2 separate regions of the Homo sapiens genome follow, and region 1 is linked to region 2. The links are chromatin loops, found by intact Hi-C in ENCODE. Cell type or tissue: heart right ventricle. All regions are shown on one strand. Links, peaks and the distances in the headings refer to the core of each region. The heading gives the core; the rest is flanking DNA.

Evidence for each region. Peaks named below come from ENCODE experiments on the same cell type or tissue, not always from the same donor. Only the 100,000 strongest peaks of a DNase experiment are listed, where the experiment ranks them.
Region 1: a loop joins it to region 2, with 2.7 times the contacts of the local background. A loop is called at or near these places in 26 of 110 quality-filtered maps.

Annotation. Positions count from the first base shown.
Region 1 is chr15:81,145,521-81,160,964 of GRCh38, reverse strand. It overlaps CFAP161 (cilia and flagella associated protein 161), which reads right to left. Exons shown (of 7, transcript NM_173528.4): 6 at 13,034-13,107; 7 at 11,786-12,627. The coding sequence ends at 12,432. Among named protein-coding and RNA genes, the nearest start is that of CFAP161, 19 kb to the right of the region's middle. In heart right ventricle, for the core only: a CTCF peak has its summit at 5,143 (motif pointing left); a DNase peak (open chromatin) is centred at 5,207; H3K27ac peaks cover 328 bases.
Region 2 is chr15:81,091,017-81,106,460 of GRCh38, reverse strand. It overlaps a transcript of CFAP161 not described here. Among named protein-coding and RNA genes, the nearest start is that of CFAP161, 36 kb to the left of the region's middle. In heart right ventricle, for the core only: no CTCF peak of the experiment used is centred there; DNase peaks (open chromatin) are centred at 7,120 and 8,390; H3K4me3 peaks cover 777 bases; H3K27ac peaks cover 5,069 bases.

The DNA of each region.
Region 1 (15,444 bases), core at 1,522-9,521, 56 kb before region 2:
CCAAAGGGAGACCAGATCTCAGCTCAGGGGATCCCGCCAGCCCCAAGCAAGCCAGGCAGTGTCCTGGTGTGGCAGCTCACAGGCCCTGGCAGTGCATTTCAAGGGTGGTGCTGCTTCCTGCCCGTCTGTTTGGGAGCACATTCAGGAGACGTGAGCAGATGTTTGGCAAATGTTCAACCTTGTCCATGTCAGCCAACAATAACACAGCACAGAGACGATGCAGGGATGGAGGAAGGGAGGATACTTGCTTAGCAGCTAGGGATGGCCACAGGAGACACCATCTCCAGCTCCTTCTGGGTGGGAGGGAGGCAGAGTGTTCATGCATGACTTGCATGCGTGAGTTAGAGCATGGGACGCATAGTGCCAGTATTCTAGGGTGGAGTCCTGGGGGGATCCGCCTGTTTTTCTCAGCTCCCCAGACAAAGCCCACAACCCCAATGCCAGCCTGGCTGCCCAGGGAGGCCTGCAGAAGCTGCAAGAATTTGGGTTTATCAGAAAGGGAGGGCCTGGGCAGGACAAGCTAACATGTGGCCCACGATCCCCTCCTGGACACAAGAGGGCATCTCGAATGCTCTTCCCACAGAGACTGGACATTTCTCTAATCTTTTTCAGCACAGGGCTCCGGAGAACCACTACCCATTGACAGAGCTGGGGAGACGAGTCCCATGCACTGTCCGTCCGGGCTGGAGGGATGTGGCGGGCGACTGAGTTTCCAGGGGTGCTGAGGCACCTGTGGGTGCTCAGGGAACTAAGAACCACCTTCTTAAGACATTTTTTATTTTAAAGTATTTAATGGGCCGGGCGCAGTGGCTCACACCTGTAATCCCAACACTTTGGGAGGCCAACGTGGGCGGATCACAAGGTCAGGAGATCCAGACCATCCTAGCTAACATGGTGAAACCCCATCTCTACTAAAAATACAAAAAAAAAAAAAAAAAAATTAGCCAGGCGCGATGGTGGGCACCTGTAGTCCCAGCTACGCGGGAGGCTGAGGCAGGAGAACGGCGTTGTGTCCGGAATTGGTGGGTTCTTGGTCTCACTGACTTCAAGAATGAAGCCTCGGACCCTCGCGGTCAGTGTTACAGTTCTTAAAGGCGACGTGTCCGGAGTTTGCTCCTTCTGACGTTCAGATGTGTTCCGAGTTTCTTCTTTCTGGCGGGTTCGTGGTCTCGCTGGCTCAGGAGTGAAGCTGCAGACTTTCGCGGTGAGTGTTACAGCTCTTAAGGTGGCGCGTCTGGAGTTGTTCGTTCCTCTCGGTGGGCTCAGTGATCTCGCTGGCTTCAGGAGTGAAGCTGCAGACCTTCGCGGTGAGTGTTACTGCTCATAAAGGCAGTGTGGACCCAAAGAGCAAAAGAACAAAGCTTCTTGTGGAAGGGGACCCGAGCGGATTGCCACTGCTGGCTCTGGCAGCCTGCTTTTATTCTCTTATCTGGCCCCACCCACATCCTGCTGATTGGTAGAGCCCAGTGGTCTGTTTTGACAGGGTGCTGATTGGTGCGTTTACAATCCCTGAGCTAGACGCAGAGGTGCTCCACGTCCCCACTAGATTAACTAGATACAGAGTGTGGACACAAAGGTTCTCCAAGGCCCCACCAGAGAAGCTAGATACAGAGTGTCGATTGGTGCATTCACAAACCCTGAGCTAGACACAGGGTACTGATTGGTGTGTTTACAAACCTTGAGCTAGATACAGAGTGCCGATTGGTGTATTCACAATCCCTGAGCTAGACATAAAGGTTCTCCAAGGCCCCACCAGAGTAGCTAGACACAGAGTGTCCATTGGTGCATTCACAAACCCTGAGCTAGACACAGGGTGCTGATTGGTGTGTTTACAAACCTTGAGCTAGACATAAAGATTCTCCACGTCCCCACCAGACTCAGGAGCCCAGCTGGCTTCACCCAGTGGATCCCGCACCGGGGCTGCAGGTGGAGCTGCCTGCCAGTCCCGCGCCGTGCGCCGGCACTCCTCAGTCCTTGGGTGGTCAATGGGACTGGGCACCGTGGAGCAGGCGGCGGTGCTCATCGGGGAGGCTCGGGCCGCACAGGAGCCCACGGGGGGTGTGGGAGGCTCAGAATGGCGGGCTGCAGGTCCCGAGCCCTGCCCCGCGGGAAGGCAGCTAAGGCCCGGCAAGAAATCGAGCGCAGCACCGGTGGGCTGGCACTGCTGGGGGACCCAGTACACCCTCCACAGCCGCTGGCCCGGGCGCTAAGCCCTTCATTGCCCGGGGCCGGCAGGGCCGGCCGGCTGCTCCGAGTGCGGGGCCCGCCAAGCCCACGCCCACCCGGAACTCCAGCTGGCCCGCAAGCGCCACGCGCAGCCCCGGTTCCCGCTCGCGCGTCTCCCTCCACACCTCCCTGCAAGCTGAGGGAGCCGGCTCCGGCCTTGGCCAGCCCAGAAAAGGGCTCCCACAGTGCAGCGGTGGGCTGAAGGGCTCCTCAAGTGCTGCCAAAGTGGGAGCCCAGGCAGAGAAAGCGCCGAGAGCAAGCAAGCGAGGGCTGTGAGGACTGCCAGCACACTGTCACCTCTCAGCGTGAACCTGGGAGCTTGCAGTGAGCCGAGATCGCGCCACTGCACTCCAGCCTGGGCGAAAGAGCGAGACTCCATCTCAAAAAAAAAAAAAAAAAAAATTTAATTGACAAATAGTGTATACATTCAAAGTATACAACATTATGATTTGATATAAATATACACTGTGTAAGTTTCCCTGAGGGCAGGAAAACTTATCCCAAGTTGTGTCACCAGGGTTAAAATACCATCATTAGCATAGCTAACATTTATTGAGCACGTACTATGTGCCAGACACTCTTCTAAGCACTCTTTTTCATGCATTAACCAATGTAATTCTCATATAACCTGTAAGCCAGGTACCATCATTATCTGAGTTTTTACGGAAGCAGAAACTGAGTCATGGAGAGGTTAACTTACCCAATGATACACAGTTGGTAAGTAGGAGAGCCAGGCACTCTGAATCTGGAGCCAGAACACTTCACCTGTAACTTAACCTCTCAGGCAGAAATCCTTCATGAATTTTTGTTGGCTAGAATTGAATCAGTAAGATTGGAGATTGAGCAATACTGTAGTGTATCATGGGGAGTGACCCTAGGAGTGCTCAATCAAACCAAATAGCACATCTCTTATCACCCACGTGGATCTGTACATGAGATCCCTAGAAGTTGTTAATCGTATAAAGTTTGTATCCTCTGAACAATATCTTCCCATTTCCCTCACCTCCCAGTCCCTGGGAACCACCATTCTACTCTCTGCTTCTGGGAGTTTGACTCTTTCAGATTCCACATGTGAGTGAGATCATGCAGTATTTATGTTTCTGTGTCTGGCTTATTTCACTTAATGTCCTCCAGATTCACCCATGCCTTCACAAACAACTGCGGTCCCACCATAGACTCATAGCAGGGATGGGGGGATGCCCAGCTCCCAGGCTTCCTCCACAGTCCTCACCACTGCTCCCTGCTCCCCAAGACTGGATGGTACCTGAGCTGAGCAGTTCCCCTGGCACCTTGCCTCCTTCCCTCCCACTCACTCAGACATGGTTCTGCAGAACGTTCTCCCTGCAGACATGGCTCTTCCTGTCACCTTTGGATGGTACATTTGAAGCAGGTCTCAACATGGAACTTGAGGGCACACCTAGGGTCACTCCCCATGATACACTACAGTATTGCTCAATCTCCAATCTTACTGATTCAATTCTAGCCAACAAAAATTCATGAAGGATTTCTGCCTGAGAGGTTAAGTTACGGGTGAAGTGTTCTGGCCCCAGATTCAGAGTGGCTGGCTCTCCTACTTACCAGCTGTGCAACACTGGGTAAGTTAATCTCTCCATGTCTCAGTTTCTACTCCAGTAAAACTCAGATAATGATGGTACCTGGCTTACAGGTTATACGTGAGAATTACATTGGTTAATGCATGAAAAAGAATGCTTAGAAGAGTGTCTGGCACATAGTACGTGCTCAATAAATGTTAGCTATGCTAATGATGGTATTTTAACCCTGGAGACATAACTTGGGATAAGTTTTCCTGCCCTCAGGGAGCTTATGGTCAAGCATGGTAGACAGAGGTAAACACACCATACAATTCAGAGTGACAAGTGCTGTAAGAGAGGAAGTACTAACTCATGTGCTCCACTGGACAAATCAGTCCACCTCTCCAAGCTTTCATTTACCTGTAAAATGAGGGAGAAGGAAGAACTAGCATTTAGCAGTATGAGCCAAGCCCTGGGCTGAACATGGGGGATGCGGATATTAAAATCATATGTGTATACCCACAGCATCTGTATTTGAGGGGCTCATAGTTAAGTGGAAGAGAGACAAATATTTAAAAATTAGAATGCAGCAATGCAAGGCAGAGATACATACAAGAGACCCAAGCAGTCTTGACAATTATTATTCTTATTGACGTAGTTCTAGACAGGATGCTCAGTGCTTAACCACACAACTCCACTTAATCTGCACAGGAAGCCTGAGAGATGGGTAATATTTTAGCCCTCTTTTTAACCTATGAAGGAATGGAGGCCCAAAGTGGTGCAATGACTTTCCAAAGACATGCAGCTGGGAAGCGAACAGTGTCCACACTGAGTTGTCTGATCCCAGAGCCAGCACTCAGAACCATGATCTCCTCCTGCTTCTCTCAAATACGTTGTCTCGTTCTATTTAATCTTCTAAACAACTCTGAGAGGGAGCTAGTAATCCTATAGAGAAAACTGAGGCTTCACGAGGGCAAAGTGGCTTAGCTGAGGATGGTAAGTAGCAGCGAGGGCTTTGAAATCACTATTCGGCACATCATGCAGGACCCCTGGACCTGGGGTTTAGGGTACAATTTCTTGGAGGGACCTCCAGGCTCCAGATGCAATGTTTATAAAAAGTCCCAAAGGGGCTGTAGGCTAACCTGAACTTCCTTTGTCGCAAACCCTAGGAATGCTGTTTTATTCAGGTTTTACACGTGCCTAATACACGGTTTTCTTTATAAAGTCAAAAAACATTGAATTCATACTCTGACCACAGTGTTTTTATGGTTTTTCCCCTCTTAGAATGTACATTTTGAAAACTGAAAACCCCCTCGTATTTTGCAATAAGCTCAATATTTGAGCAACTGCAAGTGTTGACTTGTTAGCATTATTAACATTGACATCTCGTGGCCACTTTGGAAAACTGCAAGATCAAATTGGCAGGACAGAAACCAGGCCTCCTTCCAGGTTGCAAAACCTCTTCAAGGTTCATCAGTCTCGACTTCTCAGCAGACACTGTCACCAGAGGGGGATCTGTTCAGAATTTGCCTCTGTCTAACCCCTGGGTTTAGGTGGGTCCCTTCTCCTATCTGGGCCTATCTTCCTCACCTGTAAAATGACCGGGGAAGCCAAATCAGCTGGTCCTTGTAGGTTCTGACACTCTATGGTTCTGTCATTGCCATCCAATCAGATGAAAGGAAAATGGTATCTCATTGCTGTCTTCATTTGAACATGTTTTGAAATGTTTATTGGATCCTCGAATTACTTCTTTTAGAGTTGCCAGTTTAAGCCTTTGCCTTATTTTTCTAATGGGGTGTTTACAGTTTTATCTTGCATTTGTAGGAGTTCCTTATATATTAACCAATTGACTTCTCTGCGACATCATCTCCCCATAGGAATTGAACCCAGTAATTTAGCCAGGCTCTCCTTACGCCAAGTCTTCAAGATAACTGAATTTATATTGAATTATTATCAAATATAGAAATACTTATAAATAGTTGTAGTTCTTTTTTTTTTTTTTCTTTTGAGACAGGATCTTGCTCTGTTGCCCAAGGTGGAGTTCAGTGTCATTACCATAGCTCACTGTAACCTCTAACTTCTGGGCACAAGTGATCCTCCCACCTCAGCCTCCCAAGTAGCTAGGACTACAGGCATGTGCCGCCACACCTGGCTAATTTTTTTTAATTTTTTGTAAAGATGGGTTCTATGTTGCACAGACTGATTTCAAATTCCCAAAGTACTAGGAGTACAGGCATGAGCTACACCGGGGCCTACACAGTTGCTCTTAAAAACAAAGCTATTTTCTTTTGAAACAGCTACAGACAAATAAGGAGACGTTGAGTGTATTTACTAATGGAAAAAACAGTGTCTCTATTATTTTTTGCCTTTGAAGGGATATTGGGGAAAAAAATCTGCCAAAACCCATTAATCAGACTTCAGCTTTGTTCTCCTCAGGTTTAAGCCTTTGGGGGCTTTCACCAACTGTAATTTCAGACTCACAAATGACCTCCTTCAATTACCTCATACCCCTCACTCCCAGACTAACCTTCCTTTCCTGTCCTATCTCTCCCTTGCTCAAAAATATGTGGTGGCTCCCAAATGCTCCATATATTAATATAGACTGCCACACTCTGACCCCTCTACCTCCTTCAATGTCTCATCTCCCTTCTGACCCTCTCTGCAGTGGAAGCCTTAAAGGTAGGAACACATTTACTCCCCACTGGATCCCCAGTGTCTACCTCAAGACCTGGTATAAAATAGTCAATGATGTCTGCTGGATCTGGTTGAATGCAAAAATGTCTACTGTATATGGGAAAGGAGTCGAGTCCTCCTCCAGGTATGGAACCAAATGTGATAAAGATGAACTCACTTACTGACTGGGATGTACACATATTAAATTCATAGGAAGGTGGAGGGGGAGCAACAGAGGCCCTTTCACACGTGGGCACCTGCTTTTGCGTAGCTAACATATCCAGTCCTCTCAGAAGCCCTCAAAGGTGAAGTTCTTGGAGCTAGGACATGGAGAACCCTAGCCACTGGGCTCGTTGGTTTCTTCCTTGCTCCCGCTGGCAGGATGCTAAAGGTGCTCTTCAATCCCAAAGTTGTATTTGCTATCAGTTACCCAAGACTTAGGTGAGTGTGATAGAGACAAACAGCCTAGCAGATGACAGCACTGTAGGTGGGTTGCAGCTATATCCACACCAAAACAACCTCCACTCAGGGACCAGACATTCCCAGATGACTGCTTGTCACCTTTCCTGTGCACCTGTTTTTCCTACTGGGTTTGAATCTCAGGGAGAGGCATGTGCCCCAAATCTGAGTGTCCACCTTCTCCTTCTCTCCTGGCCTTATACCCACCAAGCTATAGAGTCCTGTCTCTCTCTTCCTGGCCTCTCTCTAACCCATGCCCTTTTCCCAGTGCTTCCTGACACTGCCTTAGTTCAAAGCCGCATCAGTTCCTCCTCCCGTGCCTCCATAATCATCTTTTTAAAGTAAAATCATGACACTTTCCTCCTCAAAGCCTTTCACAGGCTGACCATCACCTTCAAGATCAAATTCAAGTTCGATAATTGATACATGAAGCCAAGAGTGATATTCAAAATAGTTAACCACCTCTATAGTTTTTCTTGAGTATCACTGGATATTAGCCAAATAAAACAAACTCCAGGCACCATGGTGGGGTAGGGTCTTGCAGGCCCCACCATTGGGCTGAACATTAACCCTTTAGTTGCTGGTTGTAGGGAAATCCAAGGGTCTCCAGGGAGGTGCCAGGGTTACAGGGGGCACTTTAGGGGCTTGAGTCAGTAGCTATTTTCCAACCAGGTTGGAGACATTATCGTATTTTAACAGCCAGTATAGCCATGCTGAGTGTACCAGCACACAGCCCATTTTGAATGTCTCTTGCCAGTCCCCACTTCTCCCCAGGAGAGGTGTTGGCCCTTTGCAAACGCAGTCTCCTTTGCCTGGAATGCTCTTCCCATGTGTGTCCTTTCCAGCTCAAGTGTCATCTGAAGGCAGGCTTCCCTGGACTCCAGGTATAAGTAATGCGGTCCTTCTACTGGGATTTCAGCATGGCCTGTGCGTAATCACACAGATGGTCTCCTCTTCCCTCTCTCTTGCATTTGCAGAGTCCTTACCTTGTTCCTTACTGTCAAACAATTCATAAACATTTGTTCAATTGAAAGAAAGTGAACCTTAGAGCTGGGAGGAGCCCATTGTCCATGACTCAGGACAAAGCTGTGCAGGCATCGTTGCAGCAAGTGACTCAGTGGCATTTTCTGTATAATGAATGACTGCACACAGCACGCAGGATGCTCTCCACAATTTGTGATTGTGCACCCTTCCCAATAAGCAATCCTTTTGGGTATTTGCTACACACATACATTTATATGTAATTCTATTAATAAATTTTACTCATGCCCATTAAGCTAAAATGTCATGTACATTTAAAAACATTTTGTCTCAAAAAAAGAAAAAAAACTAATATTTTGTCAATTTTACACAATGAAGTGTAAAAATAAAAAGATAAACTTTTTTAAAGGTAAAAAATAAAAACTATTTTGGATCGTATAAAGCACACACACATTAATGCACTTTAAAGGATAAAATAATGATATACGCAGAGTTCTAAACTCTTCTTTTCACATCTCAATGAGCATCTCTGTGCCCCACACTGGAGGTCGCTGCAGAGGTGCTGTGTGCCAAAGTCACTGTACACAGGTCCATACAGCGGCTGCATCCTGGAGAGCCAGTCTCCCCCTGCCAATATTCTAAGTTTCCATCAAAGTCCAGCTCAGATGCTAAAAGCAGATTATTAATATATCTGGAAGTCATGTTAGAGACCACATATTCTAATCTCTATAGGACACAAAAAAAGGAAAGAAAGAAAAGGAAGGAGAGAGAGAGAGAGAGAGAGATAAATACCCATTTTACAGCATCCTTTATAAATGGCAAATAAAAAACAGCTAGAAGTAGGTCTAGACTATTGGTCCTTAAATAGCAGACCCCTCCCAGGGACATTTAGCAATGTTTAGAGACGCTTTGTGTTGTCATGAGTGGAGGGGTGCTACTTCATCTAGTGAGCAGAGGCCAGGGATGCTGGCAAACATCTTATAATGCACAGGAAAGCAACCACAACAAAGAATTAGAAAAAAAATTAGATTAGAAGGCCCTTGTCCAGAAGAAGGGATAGAAGAATCTGACTTGGTCCTGCCCCAGCTCTGCTGTTTAGGAGCTGTGTCCCTGAACAAATCTCTAAGCCTGGCTCCTCTGTAAAAGTTACGGATCCATTCATCTGTTGATTCATTCATTCATTCACTTAACAGATATTTCCCAGGAAATGGAGATAAACAGCAAAGAACAAGACCTGGTCTAACCCCAGAGAGTAGTGAAAATTAAATAAGAAAATGAGTATAAAAGCCCTTTATAATTTTGAGGTGCACAACAGACCCAAGGTAGAAATACTGATTTGTAAATAACACGAGGTGATGCATGTAGGTGCTCACTTTCTAGTTATTTATTGTCTTTCTTCTATTCTGAGAAGTACAGACTTCTCTTTTCCATCTTTTAACGTCTCTGAACTCTGTCTGTGTACATTAAAATGAAGTGCTTCACAATCACCGTCAGCCAGGCGGCAGTCACGCCCCCAGCAGTCACTGTAGTCAGTCACTGATTACCTGAGTGCGAACTTGGTCGGTGGCACTAATTCCTGGTTACACTAAAACTGAGACAGAATAGGGAGTTAGGGTAACCAAGGGTTAAGGCATGGGCTCAGCAACATGGACTTCCACTCACCAAGGCTGACCTGGCTACAGGTCAAGTGCCCAATTTACCAGCAGCAGTGACCAACACTGAGCCCTTGATATGGCACCAGTCCTTGGTTCTAGGCAAGATTAGGCAGCATAGAGGCCACAACCTCACTCCTGTGATAACAAGACAACAAGTTTCTACTTCAGCCTCTAATTGGCTGCGGGCAGTCTCCACTTCCGCCTCTGATTGGTCATGGGCCAAGTCTCCACTTCAGCCTCTGATTGGTCGTGGGCCAATTATTCATAAGGTGTAACCCTCCACAGGGCACCAAGGGGTGTTACCAAAATTCTTCTAGCTTAGTTTAAACCCTAACAAACATTGTAATCGGGGCTCTTGAGCCTCTTGCCCAAGCCTGCTTGTGCTTTATAGAGTGTACTTTCACTTAAATAAATCTGTGCTTGTATTGCTTATGGCGTTGCTTCATTCTTTTGTCACTTTGTGCATTTTGTGTTGCTCTGTTTGTGCACTTTGTTCAATTCTTTGTTCAACGTGCCAAAAACCTGGAAAACTCATAGTCAAGACTTTCCATCTGGTGGAAACCTCTCGGTGTTCAGTCAAGAAGCCATTGGAGGATCACTTAGGAAAGGATCAAGAGCCCTGATGTTGTCTGAAGCTTTCCGTGGATATCTTACGGTAGGAGCAAGAATGCACTGAAATTGGTTTAGATGCTTTCAGGTGGCTCACACTGTTAAAGAATGTCTTTCCCCAGCTGAAGCCCAAACCCACCTGGTCTCACCCCTTGGAGACACACAGGCAGACCTAACTCTCAGCTAAGCCAGAGGTTCTCAACCCAGACTGCACATTAAAATAAATTAGCAAGTTTTACATCACATGTTCTCACTTATTTGTGGGATCTAAAAATCAAAACGATTGAACTCATGGACATAGAGAGTAGAAGGATGGTTACCACAGGCTGGAAAGGGTACTAGGGACCTGAGAGGGAGGTGGGGTTGGTTAATTGGCACAAAAAAGAATAGTTACAAGGAATGAATAAGACCTACTATTTGATAGCACAACAGGTGACTATAGTCAATAACTTAATTGTACATTTAAAAATAACTAAAAGAGTGTAATTGAATTGTTTGTAACACACAGGATAAATGCTTGAGGGAACAGATACCCCATTCTCCATAATGTGATTATTTCACATTGCATGCCTGTATCAAAACATCTCATGGCTAGGTGCGGTGGCTCACGTCTGTAATCCCAGCACTTTGGGAGGTGGGTGGATTACCTGAGGTCAGGAGTTCGAGACCAGCCTGACCAACATGGAGAAATCTCATCTCTACTAAAACTACAAAATTAGCCAGGCGTGGTGGTGCATGCCTATAATCCCAGCTACTCGGGAGGCTGAGGCAGAAGAATCGCTTGAACCCAGGAGGCGGAGGTTGTGTTGAGCGGAGATAGTGCCATTGCACTCCACCCTGGGCAACAAGAGCAAAACCCCATCTCAAAAAAAAAAAAAATAAAATAAAAATCTCATGTACCGCATAATATATACACCTACTACGTACCCACAAAAATTAAAAATTAAAAATGTTTTTAAAATTTTTAATTAAATTTAAATCAAATAAATTAGTGAGTTTTTAAAAATACGAATACCTGGGTTCCACTTCAAATAAAATAAGAAGCTCTGGGGTGGGCCCAAGCATCTGTATTTTTTTAATGTCCTACCCTAGAAATGCTGATTGAATGGTCCAGAGTGCAGCCTGGGCCGCGGGCTTTTCAGTATTCTTCAGGAGATTCTAATGTGCAGCCAGAGAGACTTGCTGAGGAAAGCCTCCTCTGACCACCCTAAGGAACCACTGCTTCCTCCTCCACCTCCTAACACAGTGGGTCTTCGCTGTGGCTGCACATGGGAACCATCTAAAGAACACTGACAAAGCCCAGTGCCCAGGCTGTACCCCAGACCATTCAATCAGAATTTCTGGGCTCAGACCAGGAATCAGTAATTGTTACAGTTCCCAGAGTGAATGCAACGCATAGCCAAGGCTGGAACCACTGCCCTAAATCCTGCAGTACTTGATGGAAAATGCTTGCCTTCTTGAAGAGGGTCAGTCTGCATTGACTGAAACTGCATCTATTTAAAACACATTTACAGCCCATGTTCTACCTCTCAGTATACATATTTGTGAACCGGCCTGTTTACCTGTATCTATAAGACTTGGAAACCCTACATCCCTTTATAATACCCTACACATCACAGGCACTCAATGAGGAATGAACAGATGAACAAATACATGGAAGGACATACATTTATTTTGTCAGGAACTATCTAATCACATGGGTGCCACAACTAATGTGCCAGTTTCAAAGACAAGGTAGAGATTCTGCAGCTTAAAAATCATTACAAAATAATAGGTTACTGATCAGGTAGAGGTCCTGACCTGGAAAGCCAAAGGTAGAAACAAAAATAGGATGTTTTACAAAGGTGGAAATGTTTAATTCCAAGGTAAGGCCACAGCTCAGAGCTGTCAGTTTTTTGTGTTTTAGTACATTCAAGAGGGAAACTGTGGTACCAAAAATTCAGTATAGGTCCAACAGCTTTATTACATAGACATAACTTTAAAAAGTAACGCACTGTCCTTGTAGACAATGAAGGATATAAGTAGAGGAAGCTGAGTTCTTCAGAATTTGTTTATCAACAAAAGGCTATTGTTTGTCACTTTCAAATACTAATTATTCTCCAGAGCTGTTTTTCTTCAGCCCTAGACTCCCACCACAAATTCAATAATCTTAATGTAATCTTTATTTTAATATAGTGCCCAGAGAGTCCCACATCTGATTCAAAAATAGCTTGAGGCATGACCAAGGTTGTTAATTTCTTTTAAAGCTACATTTGATGAGAGCGGGACCAGGGAAAACATGCACGTGCCTGGCGTGTTACTGCGTGTCAAGGCCCATGGCCTGCTCCATGGCTCGAGTGTCCTCTGTGGGTGGTTTGGGCAGATCCAACATGGAGGACGAGGCATCCCTGGGATTCCCAGTAACCAACATCCAGTGGTTCCTTGGTTTCTCAACTCTATGTGAATCCAGGTATGTGTGAGCTACAACCTCAGCCTCCTTTCCAAAATAGGTGCTGGAGCAAGAGAGAATCAGTTGTGGTTTGAAATTGAATAACAACTCTCAATAAGCTGTTATTAATAATTTAATCTCGAAAGCACCTTAAGAAGCGGATTGCTAGATAAAGCCCTAGGGAATCTCTAAAATGGGACATGTTTGCAGGGAGGTTACACCTTATTTGGGCAAAGATTAGGCCAGTAGGATCCCATTAGAACCAAAGTCCTCTTGTAGGGGTAGGATTTGTATAAAAGAAGGGGCTCTAATAGGATTTTTCACACCATTGAAGTTCTATGTGGCGGTATTTCATCAGCAAAGGACATTTTTTGTATGTGCAGCCATACACTATCAATTGAGCTTCTTTGCTTATATTCATGGCCCCCAGCCCCAATCACAGCATTTTGTTGTACCCTGAAATACAATACCTTAAGAAAAGATGCCGGTGGGCTGCCAGTCCCCGATTTGTGTGACAGTGATTGATGAGAATTTTAGCATTTGCCTTAACAGATAAAGAAAATGTGTTATTAGCATTCTAAACATTTTTTTTTTTGCTTTTAGGGAAAAGCTTACCTAAAAGCAAAAATTTGGGATTATACTATACATTTATTTCAATTTAGTAGAAAAAAATTATATATATTCACAGTCATGTGCCACTTCACAACATTTCATTTGGCAAAGGACCACCTATGCGACCGTAAGACCCTATTTTGACTGTACCTTTTCTGTGTTTAGATGCACAAATACTTACCACTGTGTTACAGTTACCTACAGTATTCAGTATAGTAACATCCTTACAGGTTTGTACACCTAGGAACACGAGGCTATCCCGTGTAGCCTTGGTGTGTAGTAGGCTATGCCATCTGGGTTTGTGTAAGTACATTTATGATGTATAAATCAAAGAAAATTATTGAGGCGAGTCTCAATTATTTTAAGAGGTTTATTTGCCAAGGTCAAAGATGCGTCCACCAAAAAGAACACAGGCCAACAGGAAAAATCGGTGGTCCATGCTTTTTCCCGAAGAGGGTCCGGGGACCTCAATATTTAAAGTGAAAAGAGCGGGTACTGGGGGGGAGAGGAAGAAAGAAAGAACAACAACAACCAAAAAAGGAGGGTAAATAAAAGAGGCAAGCAGTTGCGTTCTTTTGAGTTTTCAGTCAGTGTTCACCAAATACACATTTTACATGTGAGAGGGCGGTAGAGGAATAGTTACTTATGCATTCGTCTTGTGCTCGGTGAATCTGCATTTTTACGTAAGATGAAATAAACACAGGGCAGAGGGAGCATTCATATATGCCTTTGTCTCAGGTGAGAGGAAGGATGACTTTTTAGTTCTGTCCTTTGTCCCACACTGTGAAGATAAGCTACCACTTTACATTGTCAGGGTAACATTCCACATAACTGTTTTAAGGTAAAGATCTTCCCACAAGGAATTTCCTTGTGGGCAAATTGTGAGGGATGTATGTAGCTTTTTAAATATATATATATATATATATATATATATATATATATATATATATATATATATTTGTAGCTATCCTATTTAAGAGCAAAATGGGAGGCAGGTTTGCATGACCCCATTCCCAGCCTGACTTTCCCTTTGACATAGTGAGTTTAGGTCCCAAGATTCATTTTCCTTTCACAATGTCCACACAATGACAAAATCATTGTCAGGGTGACCACGATTGCCTAATGATGCATTTCTCAGAACTTATCCCCATCATTGAGTGACACATGACTGTATATATATTTATACACACACAGACACAGAAAAATTTAGATGCCAAACCATAATGGATGGATGAAATACATTATTGTAGATATCTGTATGATGAAATCATCACTCAAAGTTATATTGGAGAAGATCTTTGCCACACAAGATATGGTCAATGATGTTATTTAATGGAAAAAAAGAAGTATCTTCATGATGTCCTATCTTGTAAAAAGAAATGATAAGCAATGGCTTTCTCTGGAAATGGAACTACTGGTAATTTTCATATTATTTTTTTGCTTTCCTGACTTTTCATAAGTGAACATATGTTTATAATCAGGAAAAATATATATTATTTCAAAATCCTGACTCATGTAAGTTAAAAGCTGTGTAAGAAAGAAAAGGCAGCCCTGCCATCCAGGGGTTGGCCTGGCACTGACAAGTAGGCTTTAGTGTTCTCCTGGGAACAGAATCAACTTCACAGAATGTCCACATCAGACAAGGCTACTCTGTGATCATGAGGGGTCAAAACAAAAACAAGAGCACTCTATAATCATATCTGAACACACACAAAACACAAACATTGGCTAAGCCACTAAATACCAAACACTGGCCTCTCCCAGCTAATATGAGCGACTGACTGCTGCTTCTTTACTAATGACAGCTTTGTCCTCACTCTAGTCTGGCCCTCCCTAGAGATAAGATTTATTGAGATAACCAATGATAGAGTTATCCCCCACTTCCTGACAGCATCCAGTCCAGAGCAAAGCCTCACTTCTCGGGATTCTCTCCAACACCACCCAACCAAAGCCCAAATTCTATAAGCATCCTAACACCCTCTTTCATGCTTCCCCATGGTGTGTGTTCTCCCTCACTGCAATAAGTAATCTACCCAACCTGTTAAACCACAGTTGTTCCTGGTGGTCTCTCTAGCCAGAGGTCATTGACATGTGCAAGGTAGCTCAGACAGGTTTGGGGTTTCCCATTTACAGATGTGTAACCATGTCTCAGTGAGGCCTGGGGAGACTTTCCTGAAGCCATAAGGTGAATCAGTAATGGAGAAAAGAACTCCTGGTGCCTGGAACACTGACTGCTCCCTTAACCTCTTAAAAAAACCAGCAACAATAA
Region 2 (15,444 bases), core at 3,417-11,416:
CGGTGGCTCATGCCTGTAATCCCAGCACTTTGGGAGGCCGAGGTAGGCGGATCATGAGGTCAGGAGATCGAGACCATCCTGGTTAACACGGTGAAACCCCGTCAGTCTGATGTCGGAAGCCTATTAAATTATTGTCTACTTGCAATAGTCTTAGGTTTCACTCCTGCAAATAATCCTGTTTCACATTATGTTCTAAAAATATCAAAATCCTTGAGACTCCCCCAAACTATGTCTTTCTTGCCCTTGCTTTTAACTCTATTTGAATTTACTTTCTCAAGACCCTTCTTCTCCGTGTGATTTCTACTCATCTATCAAGACCATCTTAGAAGTCATCTCCCTCAGCAACATCCCCAGCCCAGATTAAGCTGTCTGCTACTCCCTGGTTCTCATGACACTTTGCATTTTCTCTGCAAATCCCTATTATGGGCAATTTTTCTTAGCAATGAGCAACTTGGACTAGTGTAAGCCCCATAAAGACAGGGGTCTTTTTGTTTCATCGACATAGCCTTAGCCCCAGCGACAATGCCTGATAGACAAGGGGATATTTGAAAGCACCTGCCACATCAGTGAATTGTTCAGTTTCTTTTTCACACTCCTGGGACCATCTGTAGTACAGTACAAACACTCATATTATCATAAATTTTATTCACTGGAAATACACAGCTACCCATCCTCCAAAACCTGTGTTTGCACATCACGTGGACTTAATAATCTTCTGCCTGCGTCAGCCTTCAAATGCCTGTCCATCTGGATCTCATAGCAGCCCGGAAGTGTTAATACATTAGTCATGAGCTGCTGCAATAGGCAGGTCTCAGTTTCCCCAGAATTGCAGGAAACCCTCCTCTATTTGTCTCAGATAAGTTGCTATCCCTCCACTTCTGCCAACCAACCTCTCCAGTGGCCACTGACTGCTTGGCTCAGAAGCTGAGGTGGGAGAATTGCTTGAGCCTGGCAGGTCAAGGCTGCAGTGAGCTGTGATTGGGCCACTGCACTCCAGCCTGGGTGACACAGTGAGACCCCGTCTCAGAAAAGAAAGAAGAGAAGGAGTGAGGGAAGAATGGAGGAAGGGAAGAAGGAAGGAAGGAGGGAAGGAGGAAAAGAAGGAAGGAGGGAAGGAGGGAAGAAAAGAAGAAGGAAAGGAAAGAAAGGAAGAAAGGAAGGAAAAGAAAGGAAGGAAAAAAGAAAAAGAAAGAAAGAGAAAGAGGAAGGAGAGAGAGAGAGAAAGAAAGAGGGGGGAGGGTGGGGGAGAAAGGAGGAGGGGGAGTGAGGGAGGAAAAAAGGAAGGGAGGGAGGAAGGAAGGGAGGGAGGGAGGGAGGGAGGGGAGGGGGGAGAAAGGTATGGGGGAGAAAGGAAGGGAGGGAGGGAGGGAAAAGAAAAGAAAGACAAAAAATTGAGGTGACACAGCTACAAGACAGGGAACATCAAGGATCGCCAGAAGCTGCCAGAAGAGGCATGGAACAGATTCTCCCTCAGAGTCACCGGAAGGAACCAACCCTGCCAAAATCTTGGTAACAGGTTTCTGGCCTCTAGAACCATAGGAGAATATATTTCCCTTGTTTTAACCCACCAAGTTTGTGGCAATTTCTTACAGCAGCCCTAGAAAACCAACATGCCATATAAATAGCAAACTAGAGAATATCATATACAGTAGGTGCCATTTATGTAAAATTTTATACCCATGTATAGAAGCCTACAGGGATGCCTGGAAGAATGTTTTCCAGATTGGGATTGGAAATAACCTCTGACTAGTGGCATTTGGGATGATTTTTCCACACTTTCAGATTGGAATAACTTAAGACTTAGATATAAGATATTTGGAAAGAATTCTTTTATATATTTCCTCAGCCTGTGAGATCCAAATGCAATCTTTCTAGAACCTTCCAAATAAGATCAAAAGGATGCCTTGTAACTCCCTTGGATACCATATCCCTTTGGCACAGCCTAAGTCCCACTCATGGGAGAGGATACCTTCCTTGCAGCTCCTTGTGGAATACTTGCTGTCTTTAAAGTAGCTGCCAGAACTTTGGCCCGCTCCTGTTCAGTTCAGACGACCTGGGTAAGGCCTAGGAAGCAGTCCCTACTGCCCCATGCTCACTGTCACAGCTTTCTAGTCTCTTCCCAGCTTCACTGCACTAGAGGGAAAATTGAAGGCGAAAACTGAAGTTGGCTAAAAGCTCCTGTCTGTGGATGCCTCCTGGCAGCATTTGACTGAACCAGTCCCTGTTTTCCATGCTGAATTCTACTGCTACTTTCTCTGCCTTGCAGAAAAAAATTTTGATTTTCATTACTTAATTAGAAGGCTGCCCATTCTTTTTCTTTAGTGGAAAAGCACTTGACAACCAGCTCCATCACTTATTAGCTCTGTCACCTTTGAGCAGTTTTTGTTCTCCTCTCTGTGCCTCTATTTTCCCATCTGGAAAATGGGGATAGTAATTATTTAGGGAAAAACTCTCTGAAATCATGTTTTTCCTCACCTCTCATACCACCACAATAACCATCAACATAGAAGAGGACATCTGTGACCAAACATGAGGGGGTTTTCCCCCATTCACCAAGCAGCGGACACCAGCTAGGTGCCCTCCAATTCATTCCAACACTATTTATCCGGAGATAGTGTCAGAACCCATGGACTGAGGACTCAGTTCCCAAGACTACCCCTCAAGCCAGATACCAGTTGCAAGTTCAGACCTCCAGAGCATGTGACCTTCTGGCTTCAAGTTGGGATTCCCATAATCCCCTCTAGGTTTGAGATTTGCTGGAGCAGCTCACAGAACTCAGGTAAACACAGGTAGTAGCTTATTATACTGAGTACTGCAAGGGATACAGGTGAAGAAATGCATATGGCGAGCTATGGGGGACGGGACGCGGCGCTTCCATGCCCTTCCTGGGCACACCACCCTCCAGGAACCTCCAGGTGGTCAGCTATTCTATTCATAAGCTCCCCAAATTCACAGTCCTCTTGGGTTTTTTTTGTTTTCCTCTTGAGTTTTTATGGAAGGTTCATAAGGTCCCCAATCCTTTCTCCAGGATATAGGGTGGGATCCTCCCTGGGGAGGATCTTGAGACTCCAATCAGAAGGGTGGGGAAAGACTAGAGTCCTGCCTTGGGGCAAGTGAAAGGAGGGCAGGAGATTCTGTTTCCTGAGGCCAAACACATCCAGCATTATAACAAAAGCCTGTAACTTGTGTTATGGGAGTTATGAGCCAGGAATCATAGATGAAAACCAGTCTTTATCACAACACTACAGTAATACTATCTATTTTGTTCACTTACTGCAACAAGTAAATGAGTTAATGAGTTAATACATATAAATTTGACGTGAGCAGTGCCAGGCTCATACTAAGTGCTCAATAAAAGTTGCCCATCATCACCATCATCATCATCATCATCATGTGCTTCCTCGGTCTTCTCTTTCTCCAGCGGCTGCCCTTCAGTGAGGCTAAGATATTTGGTCTTTCAACCCAGGTACATTTTAAAGGCTTGTCTGGCAGACTCTCCAAAATCCTCCTTTATTATCAATCTTTTGGATGTTCTATGTCTATAAAACTTCCTCATTGATTCAACCCCATAGATCAAATTCTTCCCTTCCAAATTAATACCCAACGTAATGATCCAACATCAACTACATTTCTTGTCCTATCATCTGTCCTGGCATGTGAGTCCTGGGGCTTGAGGTATCTGCAAGCTAAGCCGGTGTCTCTTTGGGTTTGCCTGCCACAGATACCAGCCTGCCCTCTGCAGAAGAAATACACATATCTATAAAATATCTGTGGCTTACTTTTTAATTTTTTTGAAACAGGATCTCATTCTGTTGCCCAGGCTGGAGGGCAGTGATGCAATCACAGCTCACTGCAGCCTTCACCTCCTGGACTCAAGCAACCCTTCTACCTCTGCCTCTGAAGTAGCTGAAATGATGTGCACCACCACGTCAACTAATTTTTTATTTTTTTTTTTGTAGAGACAGAAGTCTTGCTATGTTGCCCAGTCTGGTCTTGAACTCCTGGGCTCAAGCAATCTCCCGGCCTTGGCCTCCCAAAGTGCTGGGATTATAGGTGTGAGCCACAGCACTGGGCCCTGTGACCCACTTCTATGACTGGATTTACATAACACTCTGCATAGATCACCTCCCCTTGAATTTTCTGCAAAAGGTCTTGTGCTGGAACTGGCCTAGAAAACGTGAACGTGGCCTGGTCCTGATACGTTCTCAGACCCAGCCCTCACCCAGCAGCTCAGGGACCTAGATCAGAACCACTCTTTTCCTGATCCTCTCCTTGTGTGAGAATATTCTGAGCACAATTGCTATTTGTGCTGAACAAATTTGCACTACTTGGCACCATTCTCCTAACAGTTTGGCTGCCACATGATAGAGCCACTCTTTGGCTCAATTCCAGGGAATGATGAAATTCAATAACAACTAAATGCCAATCTCAGTTCAATATTACAGATGGTACTTGCCGTCTCCAAGTGTACCCTCAGAGCTACACCTTTTGTCCTGGAAGAGGGTGGTGGTGTAGTCTGCAGTGAGGTAGTGAGGTCAGTTGGCCAGGCACATGATTAGATTCCTGGAGAATGTCAGACAACCATCCTGATTCTGAGTTTGGGGGGATGTCATTGCAATCAAACAGCATTGCAAAGCATCCCTGCCAGAGGACAACAGCAAGTAGAGACACTGACAGAGCACCTGGGGGCCAGCTCCACAGGAATTGTCCCTGACACTGTGGGCTGGACTTCAGTCTGACATCACTAGATGCACTGGCTGGCTCTTTGAGTGTTAATGCATTGTTATACTTCCATGCTGGTCGGCAAAGAGCTATTGCCCAGAGCCTCCTGCATGCTCCCTACTATAATAACATTCCCAGCCTCTCCCTCTCAGATCACTCACGAATCACCCCACCACCACCACCATCTTTTTTTTTTTTTTTTTTTTTTTTTTGAGACAGAGTCTTACTCTGTCACCCAGGCTGGAGTGCTGTGGTGTGATCTCAGCTCACTGCAACCTCCACCTCCCGGGTTCAAGTGATTATCCCGCCTCAGCCTCCCAAGTAGCCGGGATTACAGGTGCCTGCCACCACACCCAGCTAATTTTTGTATTTTTAATAGAGTCAGGGTTTCACCATGTTGGCCAGGCTGGTCTCAAACTCCTGACCTCAGGTGATCCAATAGACTCAGCCTCCCAAAGTGCTGGGATGACAGGCCACGGCACCCAGCCACCACCACCACCTTTATTTAACAAAGGGTAAATATTTGGCACAAGAGGGGCTTCTAGGCCTCTGCCTCAACACTACCTCTGCCTATTCCTGATTAGTCAGGGCAGGTTGTTAAATATTTCCATTGCCAACCTTGCCAGGACCCATTCACAGAAGGAAGGCTGGATTGATCAGAAATGAGATGTGGAATGTTTGCCCCAGTAAAGCAGCATTATCAAAAACAAAACCAAGCATACACATCTAGGGATTTTCTAAACTCCTTCCTCAAGCCAGCCAAGTTGGTGGCCAAGTTATTGAACTAGTAACACAGACTTAACCAGCCAGCCCTCTACCTGGAGGAAAATGAGAGGAGCTACTAGCATGCAGGAGGACAAATCCAGTGAGGACCAAAGGATGACACAAAGACATATTCTGGGGCCAGGCATGGTGGCTCACTCCTGTAATCCTAGCACTTTGGGAGGCCAAGGCAGGAGGATTGCCTGAACCCAGGAGTTCTAGAACAGCCTGGCCAACATGGCGAGCCTGTGTCTCTTAAAAAAAAAAAAAAAGAGAGAGAGAGAGGAAAAGGAAATACCTGGCCAACTTAAACCTCTTTTTGTTAAGAATGAGAATTCTTAAGAGATAAAAAGTAGATAATTTTTTTATTTCAAGGATAAAGGAAGATGCCTATTATTATCTAGGCATGTAGAAAATTGTAGGCAATGGAAGAAAAATGGAGCTAGCCTCAGTGTACTCCAGCAGCTACATAAAATTCTGAGGGGGAAAGTTTGCAAAGCAAGATTTCAAACCCCAAGAAGTCATCCATTGTTCATTATTTAAAGCAATAGAAAGACACTCTAAGGTATCTGTAAGGTCTCAATATGCCTCTGCCGTACCTTTCCATAAAAATACTATGCAGTTGATCTGTACGTCAAAATAAAGAACTCTATAATAGAAGACTGTATTACAGTAGGACAGATAATCAGCACTGAAATAATTTAAACTTAGAACTAAGATGAAATAAGTATTATGAATACAGTTTCAAAATAATGCAGATGTTAAATAATTCTTGGAGAAAAAAAATACATCAGTATGGTAACGAGCATTAAACTTTGTCAAAAGTCCCAGACTATACCAAAAACCTGGGATGCAGACAGGCAGAGAAGGTGGAAGAAGTTTTAAGTGGAAATTTTCTCCTCTTATAACACTTATTGAGTGTTTGCAAACTGCTTTAAATGCCGTACATGTATTATCTTATGTACTTTAATACTCATGCATCTATGAGGCAAAGATCATTCCTATTTTATAGGTGATGAAACAAATGGACGGAAGCTAATTACTTGTATAAATATAGGGAAAAAAAACCTTTGGAAATATACGTGAGGAGGAAGATAGTAGGAGAGGAAGATTTACCTACCTTTAGGTCTAATAAAACAGATTTAAAATAAAATAAGCACTTAGAAAATTTAAATACTAGAATTAATATGCTTGATTTAATATATATTTAGCCTCTCTAACCTGCAGTTTCCTCATCTATAAAAAAGGGATGGGACTTCCTTCCTGTTGTAATGTTCTAAGGGTAGTAAAAGGATGCTTCATCTCAACAGACAACCCTGCATGTTGGGGCTATTTGTTGAGCTTTTGGAAATTCCAGAGCATAATTTCTAGGAGCTGAGCTGTTCATCCCAGAATTCTGGACTCAATCCAAGGAAAGGACCAAAATTCCCCTTTGCTTTCAATTGCAGAACTGACCTGCGCTCCTGAGTTCCAGTGGCATGGAGTGTTCTGGGAGGGGCAGCTGGGATTCTGCCCATGGTCGAGGACAGTACTGGAAGTCTGGCAGGAATTCTTCATTGACACATGAATGAGAGCGGGTGCCCTTGGTGCTGACTCTTAGCTGGAAACCCTCTTCTTCCTCCTCGGGCTAAGCACGCCCCCTTTGGGGTAAAGGATTGGGCAGGGCTCCTCTCTGGTGTCTGCTCCTGGAGATAAGTCCTTGATGACTCTCTGCAGCCTCCCATTCGGGAGATAAATTTCCGATTTGGGAGGAAATCACACACCCCGCCCCATGCCCCAACAGGAGTTGCTACATCTCCCATCCCTCTGCAACGGTGGGAAGTGACTACACCCACCCTTCCCCAACCCTGGGGGATTCCAGAATTTGAAAGTTCAGAGCTGGAAAGATAAACATCACTGCATATCCCTCACTCCCTCAATTGTTTCTCTTCAGGAACAGAAAAGGAACAGAGAACCAGACTGTGCGGAAATTCATCCATCTGCGGGCGTTGTTAAGGGAACTGTTGCTGAAATTACATTTGTGGGTTCCTCCCTTTCCTCCTTGTCAACACCCCCACCCACCTCTTAAGAAAAGAAAAGAAAGGAAAAAAAAACCAACTTTGATTCTTAGTCCACGGTGAGCTTCAACTAGCTTGGCCCTGCAAACCTCTTCTTGATTTCCAGAGATGAAACTTAATGTAGTAAAATTAGTGTGAAATTTGGTGCTGGTTTTCTCACTTACAGCCTGTGTCACTTAGAATGAATTAACTGCCCTGTAACCGGGTTACCTGATCCATTACAGGAAATAATCCTATTTCCTCTGCTACTTCACAGGGTTGTTGAACAAAAGGACATATTGAACCCAAGATCTTTTTTTTTTTTTTTTTTTAAGAAATGGGGTCTGGCTCTGTTGCCCAGGCTGGTCTCGAACTCCTAGGCTCAAGCAATCCTCCTCCCTCAGCCTCTCGGTAGCTGGGACTACAGGCTTGAACCCAAATTCCATTTATAAATTGCAAAATAGATATCATGTGAAAGAATCTTATCCTCAGTTCCCACTGTCTCCTTCATGTATCCTACCTGCCAACCAACTCAGTTAGTGTTTTTGCCAAATGTGGAGGACGATTTACTTTTTTTCCAGAACAAGTCTTTGTTCAAACTGTTTTCTCAGTCAGAGATGTTCCTCCTCTATCTCTGCCTTCAAAATCCTTTCCATCCTTCCCAGTCCAGTTGAAATTCCCTTCCATCCCAGAAGGCTTCCACATTCTGATGTCTCTTTGCAGAATCAATTGCTCTCCTTCTGAACCCCTCTAGCTTTTTCTTTGTTCCTTGATGTCGGCACTGACCCTATTCCGCCTTACATTCGCGTTCTTTCTGTGCCAGCTTATCCCTGCAATAGACTAACCATGAATCATTCACAGGCAGCGCCTTTCATCACTGCATTCCCAGTGCCTGGCATTTAGCCTGGGCTGGGGACATAGCAGTGGTGATGGTAAGAAAGGGACAGGAAGAGGCCATCTGTCTCATGTATATGTGCTTGTATGCATGGATTTTTTTTGGAGAAAATTTACACCTTACTATTTCCCAAAGGAGTCTAAGGAAACATTAAAAACAGAACACAACTCAAGGACCAATGAGCTAGAGTAAAAAGAGAACAATACGTTTCAAGGCACCTGGGATGTTGTTTACTACAGTTAAACCCTGGATTTATCACTGAGTTTCCTGGATAAAAGGGAAACACACTGGCTCATATACTTCTCATTGTACAATAACTTTGGAATCCGATTGGAAAAAGAAAATTTTCCTGGCACTGTGTTTAAGGAGAAATTTATCAAGTGGATCTTTATATAACAGACATGAGGTCACACAATGAGCAGCATCTCCAACAGCAGTGTTGGAAAAGGACACAAAGGTCTTCAGATGGGCAATTCTTACATTCCACCGTATTTCAGAGAGAAGGGGTTTCTGCAAGGAAATGAGACGTGGCCCATAGCCAGGGCTTTCTCTACATTTGTAAGAGATGCCTTGAGAACCTAAAAGAAAGAAAAGTTGGTGTAAGTCTGCTTAATATCCGATCTCAAAGCCCACCTCCAGGCCGGGTGTAATGGCTCACTTCTATAATCCCAGCACTTTGGGAGGCCAAGGCAGGAGGATTTCTTGGGCCCAGGAATTCGAGACCAGCCTGGGCAACATAGCAAGACCCCATCTCTAGAAAAGAAAAGGAAATTAGCCACGCATGGTGGCACGTGCCTTCGGTCCCAATACTCAGGAGGCTGAGGCAGGAGGACTGCTTGAGGTTAGGAGTTTGAGATCATCCTGGGCAACATAGGGAAACCTCATCTCAAAAAAAAAAATTAAAAAATAAAAGCCATGTCTAGATTTCCTTTACGGATCCTGGTGGCTAGCTTGCAACACCTCAAGGCAGGAAGAGGCAGGGAGCAAGCAGAAAGCTGGGACAAGTGTGGGCTGAGGCAGGCAGAGCTCTGTGTCCACAATAGCCAGTGTCTGTCCCTCCACAGGGATGACATCAGTGGGCCCCCTGTTCATCAGGACGGATGCCCAAGCCTGGTTAGCCTCAAAGGAGAGGCTAATAGGTGTCTTGGAAGGCCGTGAAAGAGTCCTAGGGAATGATAGTTCATAATGGTAACACCAGACCCCCAGGAAAATTGAATTCTAAGACTATCAAGATGACAGAAAAGAACCAGCCTCAGGTGGGGCTGAATCAGAACGTGGGCACCTTGGGGTATCCATCTGTGAGTTTCAGAAGCAGGAAGGAGAGGTGGGAGCTGACCATCTCAACTGACCTCCTTACTTTATGATGGGAAGAACCTAGACTGACAGAGAGAAACTTACGCCCAAGGGCTCGCATCTGTGGCTACACAGATATAATTCCTGTGGTCATCAGTATTTTGTTTTGTTTTGTTTCGTTTTTCAGAGTCTCACTCTGTTGCCCAGGCTGGAAGGCTGGAGTTCAGTGGTGTGATTTCGGCTCACTGCAACCTCTGCCTCCCGAGTTCAAGCAATTCTCCTGCCTCCACCTCCTGAGTAGCTGGGATTACAGGCATGCACCACCATGCCCAGATAAATTTTCATATTTTTAGTAGAGACGGGGTTTCACCATGTTGGCCATGCTGGCCTCAAACGCCTGACTTCAAGTGATCCACCTGCCTCTCAAAGTGCTGGAATTACAGGTGTGAGCCACGCGCACAGCCTAATCATCAGTTCTAAGACAGCTGCTTGTCTCTGCATAAAAGAGGGAGCACTTGTCTTCTGGGTCTCCACACACCTGAGGAACAGCAGCGCCTCACCAAGAGTTGATGCTGAGATAGCCCCAGGGTTTTCAGCTTGAGACTTTTATGTCTAGAAAGAACTCTCTCTCTGTTTTCAGTCTTCCGTTTTTGTGTCTGCTGTTATGAAGACCTCCTGAAATAGCTGGCTCAGTCTCTCTCAGTCCTGTGACTCCGGAAGCCTGGTCCTGTCTCTCTGAAGTTATTTCTGGTTGGGAAGTTGGTCTCTCAGTATATCTGACTCTAGTGAGACCTGAGGGTCAAGACCCCACAGTCACTTTAGGCCACCACAGACCTCATGAGGTTGGCAAAAACAGACTTCTGTTGTCCTTATCAGTCAGTGCCAGGGGAAGGGAGAGGTCAGAGAGAGACAGCGAGACAGAGAGAGAGCATCACAAGGTCAGAGGAGGGGGCGGCCAGGATGCCCAGAAGGAAGAGTAATTCTGTATTCCCTTCCCCGCTTAGAAGTCGTAGCTTCATTCTGGGTAGCCTCGTGTGGCCATTTTGCAGCCCCGCCAGGGCAGTTCTGTGAAGCACTTTCTCTGAATTTTGCTCAACACATCCAATCAATAAGATTGAAGACACACTGCAAATGGAGCCCACCGGAAGTGAGGGCACCAGAACCACTGTGCAGGGAGTGTCACTTAAAGATGCAGCTCAGTCCTGCCTCACCAGGAGTGCAAAACCTCAACCCATTGTTCTTATCATTACCATTATGATTATTACTACTATTAACAACAACAATGATAAGAATGGTGTTATGAGTGTGAAGAGCTTGGCAGTCAAGTACAAAACTGAGGCATAGGCCGGGCACAGTGGCTCATGTCTTAGTCCCTGCACTTTGGGAGGCCAAGGCAGGAGAATCGCTTGAGCCCAGGAGTTTGAGACCAGCTTTGGCCACATAGTGGGACCCTGTCTCTACAAAAAAATAAAATAACCAGGTGTAGTAGAGCATGCCTGTCATCCCAGCTACTCAGGAGTCTGAGGTAGGAGGATCGCTTGAGCCCTGGTGGTTGAGGCTGCAGTAAGCTGTGATTACGCCACTGCACTTCAGCCTGGGTGACAGAGCGAGAACCTGTCTCAAAAAAAAACCTGTCTCGTGTGTGTGTGTGTGTGTGTGTGTGTGTGTGTGAAAAACAAAACTGAGGCTTGTATTTCCCCAAAAGAAATTAGGTGTGTTTTAATCTCTCCATATGCCAGGATTGGCATGAAGTCCAAAATCAACTATTCTTCCCTATGACCAAACATAGAGAAATCTAGGCAACTGATAGGTGTCCAAAAACAATGTTTCTTTGTGTGGGGGCATCTTTCTGTTGTTTTTTTCTTGTTTCCCCCAAAGCCACTACTGCATACTAGCCATTCCCCAACTGTCTAACAGTGAGGTTCTGGATGAAACCCTCTTGCTTGCCCAAATACTCATCCAGCAGGGTAAGTCCTCTGCAGTGGTGAGATGCTTCCATCAGTTGTGCCTTTCCTCCCAACCTGGCCACCTGGCACCTTGCTCTAGGCCTCAAGGGACCGGTATATTATGCCAAGTCCCCCACTGACACCCACACATATATCCCCTGGGAGGTTCTGACCCTTGAAGGCATGTGATCTTGTGCCCTGGTCTCCTTCCCAATCAATCTGAAGCTGCTTCCTTACCTGGGATCCAAGTCCCATCATCTAGGGTTGAGACATTTCCCTCTTCTCACTGCATTAACCTGCAACCCCTAGCCCTTGGCTAATCCATCCTGCAGGGAAGATCTATCCCCTCACACAGTAGAAGAAGTTTGCCCTTCAGAGTCTTTAATTTTCAAAAGCAAAGCCTTCCCTGGAGTCTTCTTGGTTGAATTCTCCAAGGAGCCAACTCTGAGAAAAGGAATGAGTGTAAGTAGGTGAATGGGAAGCGATCCCAGGACCCTAGTAGGGGCGGAGGGAAGTGAGACGGGGAATGGAAGGAGCCTACAAAGGGCACCTCATCACATAAATTTCCACTGTGGGCAACTGGGGCTTCATCTCTCTGGGGAACTCTGGGAGGTAACACAGAACACAAACCTCAACTGTATCCCACCTGAGGAGGGAGGGATTTGGGGTATTTATCCACCAGCTCCCACCAGTCATTGGTTGAAGATTGCTGGCGAAGAGTACGAATTCCTAAGCACTTCCAACCATGTGGGGACAGAGTGGGCTCAGGTGGCTAGGAAAGTCCCCAGTCCCCAAGCAAAAAGGATAAAAGAAAGACACAGGTGCTAGAAGTTGGAAGTCAGGTCAAAGTGCCAGGAAAAGGTAAGAGCTAAGGGGACGGGGTGGGCCAAGGGGAGTATCACTCCCACTGAGGAGAGGAAGTCCAGTCTTCATGAACACTAAGGCATGACCATCAAAGGACCTTGCAGGGGAGAGAAAAATAGTTTTCTTATTCTGCTTAAAAATCCAGGGCAGCAAATTTACTAATTAAATAACTAATGTTTATTGTTGTTGTTTGTTGTTGTTGTTGTTGTTTGAGATGGAGTCTCACTCTGTTGCCCAGGCCGGAGTGCAATGGTGCTATCTTGGCTCACTGCAATCTCTGCCACCCAGGTTCAAGCAATTCTCCTGCCTCAGCCTCCTGAGTAGCTGGGATTACAGGCGCCCGCCACCACACCCAGCTAATTTTTGTATTTTTAGTAGAGACGGGGTTTCACCATGTTGGCCAGGCTGGTCTTGAACTCCTAACCTCAGGGGATCTGCCCACCTCGGCCTCCCAAAGTGCTGGGATTACAGGCGTAAATAACTAATGTTTAAAATTCCTAATAACTCATCCTATTAAACATTTCTCATCCTAAGCATCTATTATGTATCTACCACTATATTAGGCACTTCACATTTGATATTGCTTTTAATCTCCACAACAGCCCTGCAGGACAGATCTATCCCCTCGTACAGCAGAAGAAATGGCACAGAGAGCTTGGACAGCACAGGCTCAAGATAGGGTAGCTCCTAAAAAGCTAACTGCCACTCCATTGTCAACCAGAAGGGAAAGGAACTTTTAGTCTTGCCATCTGCATGCAAACCTAGTGGATGATTAGAGAAATATAGGATAAAGAAACTACCACAGAACAACCTCAGAAATGGATACCTATGATAAATTAAGATCCCCAGAGGCAGAAACAAAGACCACCTAGATTAGACAATCTTTTTTACATATGTTTTCAGCTAAACCTAGGTTGGGCCAACCTGTGTGAACCTTCCAGGCAGTCTCATATATTTGACCTTATTTTAGCTGCGCAGCGTGCTTTGAGGTAGATCTCTCTGTTTTATGACAAAGAAAATGAGGTGCAAACAATTAGGTAAATTGCTCGAGATCATGGTTAATCTGTATCAAAGCTGGGATCAAGCCTAGCTCCAGCTCCATTCGTACTGACACACAGATACAAGCAAGCTACTGAAATGCATTACCAGGAAAGATCATGATTTCATTTTTTGAAGTTATTTTTCAAAAAAGAATGGACCACTGTCCTTGGGGAAGTCATTTGGTACGCTGCCAACACAGCCGCAAAGGGTAAGTAGGAACTAACTAGGTCTTCCGCTCATGTTCCTGTCCAGGCTAAGAAGTTAATTCTCTTCAATTGTTTCTGCCTCCTTCTTTCCTTCTTCCTTCCCTCTTGTCTCATTTGTTTTCTCCTTTTGCCTACTCTCATCTCCTTGTCTATAAGGGTCAGGATCTCTGTAAAGCTCTAACTTGGTTTCTGCTTTTTTCCTCCAGACTCCAAGATGAATCATCTGGTGCTCATGTTGCTATAATTACCGGCACATTTGTACGGTGCAGGGTGGAGGGAGAAGAGTTAGCTCACCGTGAGGCTGGGAAAGGAATGGCCTTGATCTAAGCTGCAGCCTGGTTCTAATTTTAGCAACAACGAAGCATTGGACTTCCTGGAGGTATCAGATTGCCCGTGTTCTCTGCTCCCTGAGCTGGGCTGACACTAGACATATGGAAGAGATTCAGATCACAAGAATCACCAAATCAACTCTCACCTCTGGGTCATCGTGCCCAACCTCTGTCTCAGAAAGTAGGGACAAGGTGTCTCGCAATGTCAGAGCTTAGCGATCTCCTCGTAAAACTCCTTGAGTGATACACAAAGCAGGGGTAAAGAGGAAAACAGAATTCCCCATCATGAAAGGCCAGCAGAGCCAGGTCTAGCACCCAGGTCTTCCGGCGTCCAGTCTCCGGTGTTCCTTCTGACATCACCCTCTAAAGGTTAGGGCTTTAGCCGGAGGATTTATTGTTTCCCTTTTGAAGTATGGGCCATTCAGAAATATTTCTTTTTTTTTTTTATTATACTTTAAGTTTTAGGGTACATGTGCACAATGTGCAGGTTAGTTACATATATATACATGTGCCATGCTGGTGCGCTGCACCCACTAACTCGTCATCTAGCATTAGGTATATCTCCCGATGCTATCCCTCCCCCCTCCCCCCACCCCCCACCCCACAACAGTCCCCAGAGCGTGATATTCCCCTTCCTGTGTCCATGTGTTCTCATTGTTCAATTCCCACCTATGAGTGAGAATATGCGGTGTTTGGTTTTTTGTTCTTGCGATAGTTTACTGAGAATGATGATTTCCAATTTCATCCATGTCCCTACAAAGGACATGAACTCATCATTTTTTATGGCTGCATAGTATTCCATGGTGTATATGTGCCACATTTTCTTAATCCAGTCTATCATTGTTGGACATTTGGGTTGGTTCCAAGTCTTTGCTATTGTGAATAATGCCTCAATAAACATACGTGTGCATGTGTCTTTATAGCAGCATGATTTATAGTCCTTTGGGTATATACCCAGTAATGGGATGGCTGGGTCAAATGGTATTTCTAGTTCTAGATCCCTGAGGAATCGCCACACTGACTTCCACAATGGTTGAACTAGTTTACGGTCCCACCAACAGTGTAAAAGTGTTCCTATTTCTCCACATCCTCTCCAGCACCTGTTGTTTCCTGACTTTTTAATGATTGCCATTCTAACTGGTGTGAGATGGTATCTCATTGTGGTGTTGGTTTGCATTTCTCTGATGGCCAGTGATGGTGAGCATTTTTTCATGTGTTTTTTGGCTGCATAAATGTCTTCTTTTGAGAAGTGTCTGTTCATGTCCTTTGACCACTTTTTGATGGGGTTGTTTGTTTTTTTCTTGTAAATTTGTTTGAGTTCATTGTAGATTCTGGATATTAGCCCTTTGT